Regions from separate parts of the Homo sapiens genome. Here region 1 is linked to region 2. A link is a contact called in ENCODE Hi-C or POLR2A ChIA-PET data. All regions are on one chromosome and are shown on one strand. Each heading gives the region's core, a stretch centred on a gene start or an enhancer-like site at or near the end of the contact. The rest is flanking DNA. Distances are from core to core; before and after follow the strand shown. Region 1 overlaps NDUFA10 (NADH:ubiquinone oxidoreductase subunit A10). Region 2 overlaps HDAC4 (histone deacetylase 4).

What was found. Hi-C counts contacts between places; a loop is a spot of excess contacts on that map. ChIA-PET counts read pairs that join two places held with the same protein, here RNA polymerase II (POLR2A). Pooled maps may share reads with other maps.
Region 1: a loop to region 2 is called in a map of right cardiac atrium, with 3 times the contacts of the local background. The contact joins two enhancer-like sites. A Hi-C loop is called at or near these places in 1 of 168 maps with a recorded cell type or tissue (right cardiac atrium) and 4 of 50 pooled maps. POLR2A ChIA-PET finds 5 or more read pairs at or near these places in 1 of 52 experiments (activated CD4-positive, alpha-beta T cell).

The regions. Positions count from the first base shown.
Region 1 is chr2:239,952,120-239,957,823 of GRCh38, forward strand. NDUFA10 (NADH:ubiquinone oxidoreductase subunit A10) reads right to left here. Exons shown (of 10, transcript NM_004544.4): 10 at 5,253-5,704. Among named protein-coding and RNA genes, the nearest start is that of MIR4786, 12 kb to the left of the region's middle. RefSeq lists enhancers at 3,456-4,376, 4,377-5,297. Within about 2 kb of position 1,668, at least 12 of the 41 ENCODE cell types and tissues checked have a DNase peak (open chromatin) inside an H3K27ac peak, as active enhancers do.
Region 2 is chr2:239,222,409-239,228,586 of GRCh38, forward strand. The region is part of intron 3 of HDAC4 (histone deacetylase 4); the gene reads right to left. Among named protein-coding and RNA genes, the nearest start is that of HDAC4-AS2, 32 kb to the left of the region's middle. RefSeq lists an enhancer at 2,710-3,604. Within about 2 kb of position 1,568, at least 22 of the 41 ENCODE cell types and tissues checked have a DNase peak (open chromatin) inside an H3K27ac peak, as active enhancers do.

The sequences.
Region 1 (5,704 bases), core at 418-2,917, 730 kb after region 2:
CACCTGCTCGCAGAGGGCAGACAGCCTGGCTGCGTCCTGGAATGGGGGCTTGGTGGGGCAGACCTGCAAGCCCAGGGAGAGGAAAGGCTGCATGAAGGACTGGGTGGTGAGGAGGGGGGCGCAGGGAGGGGGCTGGCAGGGTGGGGGCCAAAGCACAAAGGGCTCTGAAGGCAGAGTGGGGAGGGGGGCCCAGGAGAAAGGAGCAGACCTCCTGGGCAGAGATGAGGATGCTGTTGTCTGTGGAAGGTGAAGAGTTCAGGAGGCCAGCACTGTGCAGCCCGCAGCAAACCCACCCCCACTGGCCGGCAGGGCCCCAACTGTGCGGCTTGAGGCTTTCCTTGGCAGCCGGTGGGCACTCACCTGCAGGCCCCATCACAAGATCTGTAGGTGGGAAGAGCTTCTGAGCACCAACAGCTTCCAGGTACCCCTGTAGGGGTTTTTCTGGGTTTTTTGAACTTCCACGATGGACAAAGCAGCCTCCCCTCTCTTCCTCCCAGAGGCCTCCCTCCCCTGGATGGGCAACCCTGTGCCAGACATGGCTATGGAGACCACCTGTCACCACACATGGGACAGCCTATGTCCACCTCTCCCCACGGTGTGCACCACATGGGGACAGGGATGGGCCTGGGCCTGGGCCAGGGCCCCGGAGGGGTGCAGCCAGCCCACGGCAGACGCGAGGCTCTGCTGACCAAGCTGGCAAGGCAGGGCTGCTCACAGCTGCCAGAAAACGCAAGGCACAGCTGCCGACGCCAGCCCCGCTGCTCCACGCCTTCTCTGAGGCAGAAGGCCCATCTCTGTGGTGGGTGAGACCCTCCTCTCCAGCCACGTGGGAGGTAAGAAGAAGCTGAAGGGCCACCCAGAGCAGGGCCTGTGGCTGCCAGTCTCCACAGGGCCTTCTTGTCGGCCCAAGGTGGGGACTGTGGTGCACAGAACAGGGCCCCAAGGACAGCCGCATCCTGATCCCCAGCTCCTGGGACATGGGACCTCGGGTGGCAAAGGGGCTGAGCAAATGGGGTTGAAGATCTTGATGGGGGGTTTCCTGGACTGAGTGGCCCAATGTCATCACAGGGGTTCTTGCACAAGGGAGGCAGCAGGGGCCAGCAGAGAGGAGAGGTGACTAGAGGAGGGGTCACAAGACCATATACGCAGGCAGCCTCTAGAAGCTGGGAAGGCCAGGAAACCAGGAAAGCTGGGAAGGCCAGGAGCCTGCAGGAGGGACCAGCCCTGCTGACACCTTGATTGGAGGCCTCCTGGCCTCCAGAACTTAGGATAATAGATCTGTGCTGCTTTAGCCGCAAAGTGCAAGGCAGCTGCTTACCGCAGCCCTAGGAAACTGCTCCGCGTTGATCTGGGCTCAGCCCCAGGGAGGGGTGCCTGCCGGGTGACCTGAGCATGGTGGTGCATGAGGCAATCAGAAACAGGAGGGTTTCTCACCCTGCAGGAGGAGCACTCGGTGTCTTCTCCGAACCTCCTACAGCTCTGGACACTCACAGTTTGCTCTCAAGTCCCCCACCTTAGTTCCACTCCCCTTCCACCACCTCCTGTGCCCTCTTAGGTGGGAAAACGCAACAGGCACCGCGAACGTAAGTAGCGGCTTGCCCCAACCACAGGCAGCCAGGCAGAGGCTTGTCCTTAAAAGGCTGGAGGCTTCAAGGCTGTGACCATGTGGAGACAGCACAGCCAACACAGGCTCCTTCAGGAACTGCAAACTTAAAATAGACTCCGCTTCCAAACCCACACACTGGCGTCTCTCCAGGAAGAGCGAGGTGGAGGACGCCCCCGCCGCCTCAGGGCTGTGACAGTGGGGAGTGGGTTCCACCTGCTGGGCTGGGCTAGGCTGAGTGACCGACCGCCTCGGGGCTGTGAAAGTGGGTTCCCCCTGCCGGGACCGCTGAGTGACCACCCCAGGACTGTGAGAGTGGGTTCCCCCTGACGGTCAGGCTGTGACTGCCTCAGGGCTGTGAGACTGGGTGCCACCTGCCAGGCCAGCTGAGTGACCACCCCAGGACTGTGAGAGTGGGTTCCCCCGACGGTCAGGCTGTGACTGCCTCAGGGCTGTGAGACTGGGTGCCACCTGCCAGGCCAGCTGAGTGACCACCCCAGGACTGTGAGAGTGGGTTCCCCCTGACGGTCAGGCTGTGACTGCCTCAGGGCTGTGAGACTGGGTGCCACCTGCCAGGCCAGCTGAGTGACCACCCCAGGACCGTGAGAGTGGGTTCCCCCTGACGGTCGGGCTGTGACCGCCTCAGGGTTGTGAAAGTGGGCTCAACCTGCCCGGCTGGGCAGAGTGCCAGCCAGAGATGCTGCTCTCCTGTGTCCTCACGCGCTCCTTCACCAGCTCCTCTGGAGAAGTCCCCTCAGAGACCCCAGTGAAGCTCCCTGACAACCAGCTTTCTGAGCCAAGGACATTCAGAGGAAAAGCATGCCTTAAGGAGGGCAAGATAACACATACTGCTGAGCCTTTCACTTTCCTTGAAACAGCAGAGGCTGCATATTTACCCATTGGATGAACACACACAATTTTATTACTTTGTTAGATGCAAAGGAGGGGCTGTTTTAAGTTAACTCAACAGTCTGAGGTCTTTCAAGTCATTTCTGACCAGCTAAAAAATAGCATTTTTTTATTTTTTTGTACTCACTGCTAACAAACAGCTGGATAGAGCCCGACCAATACCATCCATGCTCCCCCAAGTGGGTTGGCAGGTGACGACTGGTTGCCAATGTTGGCGACACAGCCCGGAAGTGTGAGTCCTGCGTTCTCACGGCTGCTGCACTGCCGCCCGACCTGCCGCTGCCCTGCGACATTCCCTCCCATGGGTGGTTCCTTTCGCCTGCTGTTGGCAACGGGGATTTCTAGGCAGCTGGGATTCCTTCTGCATCTAAATTACTTTCTCTCAACAAGACTGATTCTTCCCCTTCACAGAAGGGTTCATTTGAATTTGGGCTTTGGCTGGCACATACCATGTTCTTCTCAAATTTTATTTCAATAGGAAGGAGTTTATTATATTTATCCACTAATAAGTCTTCGTGTGAAGTATACAAATACTATGGATAGAAAATATGTGAAAACTTCAAGGTGAGGGTGTCTAAGTCACCTCTTAACACTGGGGCGGGGGGCGAGGTCTGCTATTCTCTCCACAAAACATGAAGGGGCCAGAGTGGGTGGAGAGACCATGAAAATAGACAGCTATGCAAGGTCGCATGACCAATGCCGGCATTTTCCACTTTCAGAATGGCACAGAGAGGTTTCTAGAGAAGGACCATTAGACAGCCGTCCTATGGTCAGCGCTGGATTCTGTGTTGTTCTGAGCTAAGAGCTTGTCCTCATCAGGGAGCTGGTCCACAAGGGACTTTCAGGAGCTGATGCAGAATGACCAGTTGCTCAGTGGTCCAGACCCACTCCCCATCTTCCTAAGGTGGCTCTTGGAGAGCCCAGGACACGGGGGTTGGCACGCGAGGCAAAAGGCTGAATTCAGACCCACACCTTGCCAGACACCCATCCAGAAGTGGCCTCTGTGTGTGGGTTGCTGTTGGCTGACTTGGCCATGAGGACTGAGGGGGCCGCAGGACAGACCAGGGCAGGAAGGAAAGATAGGGCAGGCCCAAGGGGAGCCGAGTCATAGGCTGGGTTCTCAGGGAAGGATGGCTGGCAGCTCCAAACCCACGGCCAGGGGACAGTGGACTCTGGCTCAGGACCCTGATACTACCTCACCTGTGGGCACGGCTCTCAGCAGATGCAACCTCAACTCCAACCTGAGAGACCAAAGTGGGGCAGGGCAGCAGAGCCCGGAGTCAGAGACGGCGCAGGCTCTGTGTCGAGTCCTCCAGAGGAAAGCTCTGCAGCCAGGGAGGCAGGGGCGACAGCAGGGACCAGCCACCCAGGAAAGGGACAGGAAAGGGGGAAAAAAACAGCAAAAGGAGCCAGGTTCCAGGCAGGGACTGGGAGTTTCTGAATGGAAATGCACGCCAGGCCATTCCCGGTACACCCATCACTGACTCCCAAGAGCTAGCACATCTGGACCCCTCCCACGGGTGCAACCCATCTGTCAGGAACAAGCAGCGCTGCGTCCCCAGGGGCTCCAGCGCCTACACTTGGAGGTGGGGCCGGTCATCCCCACCATACATGCAAGACGCACAAAATCCAAATAAAAGTCTGACGCACGGTGATAACTTCTGTTGAATGAGAAGACGTGAGTGGCCATCGTCACACACGGGATGAGGCCATGACCAGCACAGCAGCTGCTTGTCCCTCTGGCTGCAGAGGGGGTAGATCCAAAGCGTGGGGCCTGAGCACGTGGGGTCCTACCCGCTCCTCTTACAACGTCTAAAACAGCAAGATTCCGAAGGTCTTTCAGGTTCCCAGATTTGGACAGAAGGGCTGTGCGCTGCCTGCTGCAATACTGAGAGGAGGAAAAGCCTCCCGTGCTTGGAGGACTGGCGTTGCTCCTGGAGTCGGGACGGCCCAGTGCTAAGCACCAAGCTCACCTTGTCCCAGGAGAGGGCAGACCAGTGGAAATGCACTTTCCAGCCCACTGCCTGTCACAGCCACCTTTCTGTTCGTGCTTCCTAAACCGAACAAAGCTCAATGACAAGCAGGGGAGAGTGTGGAGACAAACGCGCTCGTTCTGGTGGGAGGAGTGGCGTCACGGCGGAGCCGGGCAGCAGAAAACTCATGCTTTGATGGTAGTCCGGCTCTCTACCCTACCTGCTTGTTTTTTCCTTAATTCCCACACTGTGACTCCTGCCCCAGCCAGCTCAGCTCCAGCTCTGCGGACACAGAGCTTGCCAAAGTCATGTCGACAGTCACTGCAGGTCCTCCTCTCCCTGACGCGTGTGGAGCACCTGACCCAGCCTGGCCGCCTCACTCCTTCCCTCGCCTCCCAGGCCCTCTGCACTCTCCTCAGCCCTCCAACACCTACAGTGGGCTCTGGGGGGTGCCCTGCAGCTCAGGCCAGACCCTCCTTGCGGCTCAGACACCCCCCTCCACTGCGGGCTCGCCAAGTCTCACAGCTTTCAGATTCTGCACATGCACAACCCTGCATCAGGGGCTTCCACCTGGGCCTCGCCCCTCAGCCACTGCTAGCATTTCTGCTCTCACTGCCACGTGTCCAGCGCTGAGATGCTGCCCGGGATGCAGGAGGCCCCATCAACGTTCACTGTAAGAAAACCCACATGACCACGCGTAACATGCCAGAGGAAACAGCTTTTTACAAATTAAAAGCTGGGATTTTTAATATAATCACCAGGTATAGTCTCATTAAAAACATGTTTATTCAATGAAACTACATAGCACTAAAATGAGAGCTTCCCAAAATGTAACCAGCAATTGGATCTAACTAACTAGGGAGCTTCAGAATTTTAATTTAAAGATAAAAAGTGTTCACTTGTGAAAAATTTACTATTAAAATAATTTTTAAATTAAGAATTTTAAAACTATACATCAATAGTAAAAGCGAATGAGCAAACTTACTCACATGCTTAAAGATAAAATTTGACAGTTTCATTTGTCTTCCTATTAGAACCCTTAAATCAGCCTCCTTCAAGCAAGCGCAGCCAGCGTGAGCCAGGGGACAGACACTTTCAGTGGAACATTTATGGCTCTGAGAACAGCACCACTCTTTTGGGGACAAGTCCATCACTGGAGCTCCCCGGCCTCCTGGAATTCAGGTGGCAATGTCCAACATCCAAACTCACAGAGCCTGGC
Region 2 (6,178 bases), core at 318-2,817:
TTGCAAGCTCAAATTGAGCAAGAGCTGAAAATAAAAACCTGGCATGCAGTTGGTAAGTTGGCTTTCAAGAAGTGCACAAATGTACTTCCTGGAAACTATAAATAGAACCAGGCCTTACCCCATACCAAAAAAAAAAAAAAAAAAAATGGTGAAATGTGCTTTAAGTTCTCATACAGAAGCGCAGCCATGAAAGACAAGCATGACCCCCAGAAATAACAGACAGAACCATCCGTCTGAGATGCTGCTACAATCACGTTATGGACAAAGCATTCCTGGAAAATCTTTCTAAGACTCTACAATTCCAATGCAAAAGCAATTGAATAGAAACAATAACAAAAAACTAATGTTTCAGGACTGAGCACGAATTTAAAGTATTTTTGCTTTGTGATCTCCTTTCGTCCTCACAGCCCCCTGAAGCAGGTCCCAGCGGGGACCTGGGTATCACAGACGGGAGATGCAGCCAGTAAGCATTGTCACCTGGATTCAAAACTGGCCACACCTCCTGGAACACCACCACCTCCCTGAAACCACTGCAGCCCATCTCTCCAGCCTGCTCACACCAGCACAAGTTACACGTTACTCCTGAAAGCTATCCAAATACCCTAAACCCAATGGATAAAAATATATTGTCTGAAAATTAAAAATAGTTTCAGTGGTCTAGGAAGCCTACAAATCCCACTGCAGTTGCTCTTGCCTTCTCAGTTACGTAAGATCAAGTTTACATAAGAACGCATTTCAGAATTTCCTTCTTAGCAACCTCCAAACGTTTGGTTATGTGTTTCACCTAACAGCTGGGCCGAAGTAGGAACCACTATTACTTAACAGTAACAGTTGAAATATTTAAAAATAGAAACCATTGGAGAAGAAGAGAGGGCACCAAGGACGAGGCCTGAAGGAGGTAGCCCCTCTCTCTGGGGCGAGCCGGCCTCTTCCAGGCAGCAACGTACATTCCGCCGGGGCTTTCTGGAGACCGGCGTGGGCTGCAGCATCTTTCAAGGGCGCTGCGGGTCACTGGGGGTGGAATAATCCAGCAGGCAGGTGGAAATGCAGAAGGCAGGGGGCTGGTTCAGACTTCTGTCCAGAAAAATCACCTGGGCAGCTTGATAAAAAGTGACTTACGCCTCCCAGCCTCAGTTCCTGAACCAGTAACTACTGTGTGATGTCCCCAGGGGCATTAAATGCCAATGAACACACGGTACGTAGCTGAGTGACAGATGGGTGGCCTTGGTAAGGGGACCTGTGGCCATCAGTGTCCTCATCATTGCTGTAATTAGGAGCAACCACGAGTCCCACTTTGAGCAGGACCTTGCTGCTGGCTGTGGAGGCTGTGCGCTCACACTCTCTGCCCAGCAAAGATCCCGGAGCCAGTAACTCTCTTGCCAGCAGGAACACTTTACAAAGTAGGATTTGGTAGAAGATGCATGCCAGCACTAAGCAAACATTGTTTAAAAAAAAAAAAAAGGGAAAAGAAACAAAGTCTACTTTGTGGACCTTGCACGGAGGAGATCCACTGCCCGGGAGAGTTCATGTCCATGTATCTTTCTGCTATGAATGCCCAGCGCAGGCCCCTCCCACGTTCAGCGCAGGCTCGCCAACGCCTACCACTCAGTGTTCCAAACTGGGTGCCTTTGAAAGCACTGCACAGATCCATACTAATCCTCATCCCAGCGCAGGGTCTGCTCCACCCACATTCCCCATGAATTCATGCAACTCCATCAGCAGTGCTTAAAGCCAAAAATCCTGAGGTCACCCTCGACTCTTCTGTTTCCTGCACAGCCCATCTGCAGGCTAAGGAAATCCCATCTACGTCAGATATCTCTAGAATTTGTACCATTTTCTACATTCCCACTCCACCTACCCGGACTGAGCCCCATCCACTGCCTGGGTTGCTCCCAGACCCTGGTGGGTCTCCCTGCTCCTCCGATGCCTGTCCCACGTGGCCACTGCATTCTCTGTGGCATACGTCACGTGGTGTCGCTTCTCTGCTCAGAACCTCCAGGAGCCTCCATGTCACTCAAAGCCATGCCTAATTGATTAACCCGGCCTTTTATGTCTCCCGCACCGCCCACTCCCTCTTCTCCTGACCAGGTCTTCGGCCTGCAAATGTCTGCTCACCTTCTAAGGAGGCCTGCCCTCACCAGCGGGTGTAAAATCGCAGCCCCTCCACTCCCGAGCCCTGCTCTGCCTTCCCTGCTCTACTGTTTACTCATTGCCTTTACTAGTTTCCTCTCTTCCTCCCAGGGTAACATGAGTACCATGAAATAGGGGTCTCTGTGTCAATCATAAATACATGTATTCCATATGCCAAGGGCAGGGGATGGCATTAGAAGGCCCAATCAATATGAATGAGTGAATGAATGAATGAGTTGAACGCAGAAATCCACCCTCCTGAATCCCCAGTCCTTGACTGCTCACTCTCCTCCACAGCGATTCTCGCCTCTCACATGTTCTAATATTGTAGGTAATTTACAATCAATAAGCTGGAATTAATGAGCATATTTAGAATCCAGCACCCAATTACTAGAGAATTCAAAATCTTCTCACACATATATTAAAGATTCATAAAAATTGACCACAAAGCAAGTCTCAGTAAAATTCAACAGCTGGGTAATTTCTAACCATAATGGAGTAAATTAGAAATGAATAACAAAAAAGATGACTTGGAAAATTCAGACTTTCGGGAAACAAAAAACACTTCTAAATATTTCATTTTTTCAAATAAAAAAGGAACCAAAAAGCAAATTTCAAAATAACTCTCTTGAGAAACACCAAGACTTTATGAAGTGTTAATGTAATATGCTTTACAAATTAAATAATACAAATTAGAACTTATCCAAAGCAGCCCCATTTGAACCCCAAGGGAAGCACAGCACAGAACCCTGAATGCCTCCATCCGAAAGGAAGAAGGGCTAAAAATTAACAAGTGAAATGTTCAACCTAAAAGAACAAGCATATCCGAATAAATGCAGAGAAAGGAGAACAGCTATTAAAACAGGAATTAATAAAACAGAGAACACACCCACAAGAGCAGATCCACGAAGGCAGAAGTCGGTCTGCGGGAGAGTAAAGCATAGCTGGACTCCCACCACCTGCAGGGTGCCCCCACCCCAGGGGGGGATGAGAAACACCTGGATGGAGGGGTGGAGCCTGGCTGGGCTCAAGAGCAGGAGAGGGAAGCCAGGAAGGCGGGGAAGGCAGGTCGGCAGGGGAGGGCAGGCCCGCCCAGGAAGGCCCACGCAGGGCTGGGTGCTGTAGAACTGAAAGAAGTGCCAGCCCCTTCCTCAGGCGCCTGACTAAACCGCCTTCAATTTCTTCCCCTCGCCCGTGGCCACGTACTGCTACCCAAGGGACACCTCCAGTCCTCCCTCACCTGGTCAGACACCTGGCTCTGATGGCCCCTCGGAGCCCCTCATTGGAAACACAGAGGGCCTGAGTTTGGTTCTGCATCACGTGTGACAGTGTGTGCATCTTGCTGTGAGGTCCAGAAATGGAAACCTTCCTTAAAAGATGGGCAGGTTCCTCTGGTAGGGGACATGGTGTTGGTACGGCGAAAACATGACATTAGGGTCAAATGTGGCTGCTGAGAAGGAACTCCCTTTCAGCTGCACCGCGACACCCTAACACAGACAAGGGTCGGCAAAGAGCCATCTCCCTCGTCCTGGCGGCACAGGCTTCCAGATGCCACTGAGGGGCTCCGCAGGCCCTCTGGATACATTTTACAGTCCACAGCCTTAAAGCACACAAAGCTGGTAATAAAAGAAAAAAGATAAAAAGCCCTTTAACCAGAAATGATGTCATGATGCAAAAATTCATTCCTGGATAATACTTTTGGCCACCAGTGACACTCCGAATACACAAACCAAACCAAATTCTCAGTGGAAAAAAAAAATCCTTTCTTCCAACCAATCATCACTTAGAACTGTGGAATCCTCCCTGAGAGATACTCAGTGAGATTTCTCTGTATTCTGTATCAACACGGTTGAGGGGCACTGCTGGGACTGCCACATAGCTTTCTCTCTCCCTCTAAAGTAGAGAAACAACCAGTCACCAGCTCCACCCCATCCAGATTTGCTGTGGATGTGTGGACGGTTTTAGAAGCACCCAGAGGATATTTCTCAGACAGCACCCCCAATTCTCCACGACGCCCCAACCAATAACCGTCTGCTTTCTTACCACCCATGTTCCTTGCTAAGGGCAGACAGTAAGCTCTTCAGAAATCTTTGGGTCGACAGCAACAACAACAATGTAACATGTAATGGGGGGGGTGATAAATGTAGATAACCCAAACAATCTAATGTCCACCCAGGATGGAGAAACTTTCTATCTTTCTGCCTCAGGCACTGCGGACAGGGAAAGAACCAGTTGGAAAGTGAGGCCGGCAGGCTCACGGGTGGGGCTGGCAGGCAGCAGTGTCCTGGGCCGCGTGGGGAGGCACGGTCCCACCTGCCAGCCACAGGGTGGCATTTCAGAGCCACAGGGCATTTCTGGTCAAAAATAACAGAGTGAACACAATCACGTTGTCAGGATCCCTCCAAGATTCTGCTGAAACAGTGTGTGGATTGTTTAGAAAGACACACCAACACAACACACACACAGGAGATGAGAGAGCAGCCACAAAATGCTGGAAGTCAGAAAGGATCTGGGTGAATAAGGTATCAGAGACAGCAAAGCTGACCCATCAGCCAGGGTGGGCCAAGGGAGGGGCAGACCAGTCTCGGTCACACAGCCCTCCGGGGCACAGGGGCTGGTGGGACCAGGACTGGAGGTGAAGGAGAATGAAATATCTGCTCAGGGAATGCAGGGCCCCAACCACCGCTTACCCCACGTGGCTGGCAGAGCCCAGGGACTACTACCCTCTGGAGAGGGAGATGGAACAGCACTGAAAACTGCGGACCAGTGGAAGCTGGCCAGCTACACGTGAGGTGTCCTGGTCTTCCTGCCCCAGCATGGGGGCAGGGCAGGCAGCATTGGGCCCTCCCAGTGAGGTCACAGGGGCTAAGCAGCCTGCTGGACACCATGCCAAGTGGGACCGGGCAGCCCCCAGCGGCCAGCACCCTGCATGCCCCTGCAGGTCCCGCCAGCCTCAGTGCCCTCTGCTACAGATGGCAGATACCGTGCTCACCAGAAAGGCCAGGAAGACTGTCATCACAGAAGGCAGAGCCTGGACAGACAGACAAGCACCTTGGGGAAATGCAGACAGAGAGAAGGGAAGACAGGCCCTCCAAAGACAAGCGGAAGGAGCGGGAGGCAGCCCTGGAGTTCCAGGACAGGAGGGCATGCCTCGGGTGCGGAGGAACATAGTCTCTGCCCGGTGAAATGAGCAAGCAAGCCTCAGAGGGCTAACACCATTAAAAGCCAGAAGGGCCCTCTGAAGGCAAATGTGACTGACTCAGCAGCTTCACGAGAGTCATCGCCCTGCAGATCAGGTCCAGCGGACTGCAGGTCCAGCAGCTGCCACTGCAGGGTGGCCCGGGCCCTCTGCTAGGTCTCCCAGCTGCTTCCATCCACCAGGCATCTTCTCAAGACACATTTTCAACGCAATTCAAGCCCTCCTGTTGTTATGCTTCCCAGCATCAGCTGGGCTGGGTTTCACTTGAGACAGTTGCTCCTAGGGACATTGCCACAAAGGGATGGGAAGGTGGAAGGGACGGTGGTTGAGCTGCAGGAAGGGCAGAGCCACGAACCTGGGGCCAGGCACACCAGAGGGCACCAGGAAGCAAGAGTGCAAGAGAACACAGACCCCTCCTGTGTGCCAGACGCTACGCCAGACACTTGCCCTTGCTGCCTGCGCCCTGGCCCAGGACCAAGCAGCCCCGGGACACCAGGTGAGGAGCAGCCTGCTGGAGGCCATGTGGCCAAAGGGAGACAGGAAGACTGTGCTGCCCCCATGTCTGCCAGGCTCCCAGGCCTTGGAGCAACTCAGCTGAGCCCAGGACCTGATCCTTCACTGGCCTCTGTCAATACTGAGCCGGAACGGGATGGCAGGAGGGAGCTGTCACTGTGAGAGTTAGGAGGAAAGTGAATGGGGTGCAAATACAGGCTGTGTACGCCACGTGAAAGGTGGTGTTCTTGGCCCCGCAGTGTTTCCAGAGAAACCTGATGTTACTGCTCATGGGAGTTCACAGATCTGAGGGGAAGGAGAGCAGAAATCAGAAGTGACTTGTCTCCAGGTGGCAAA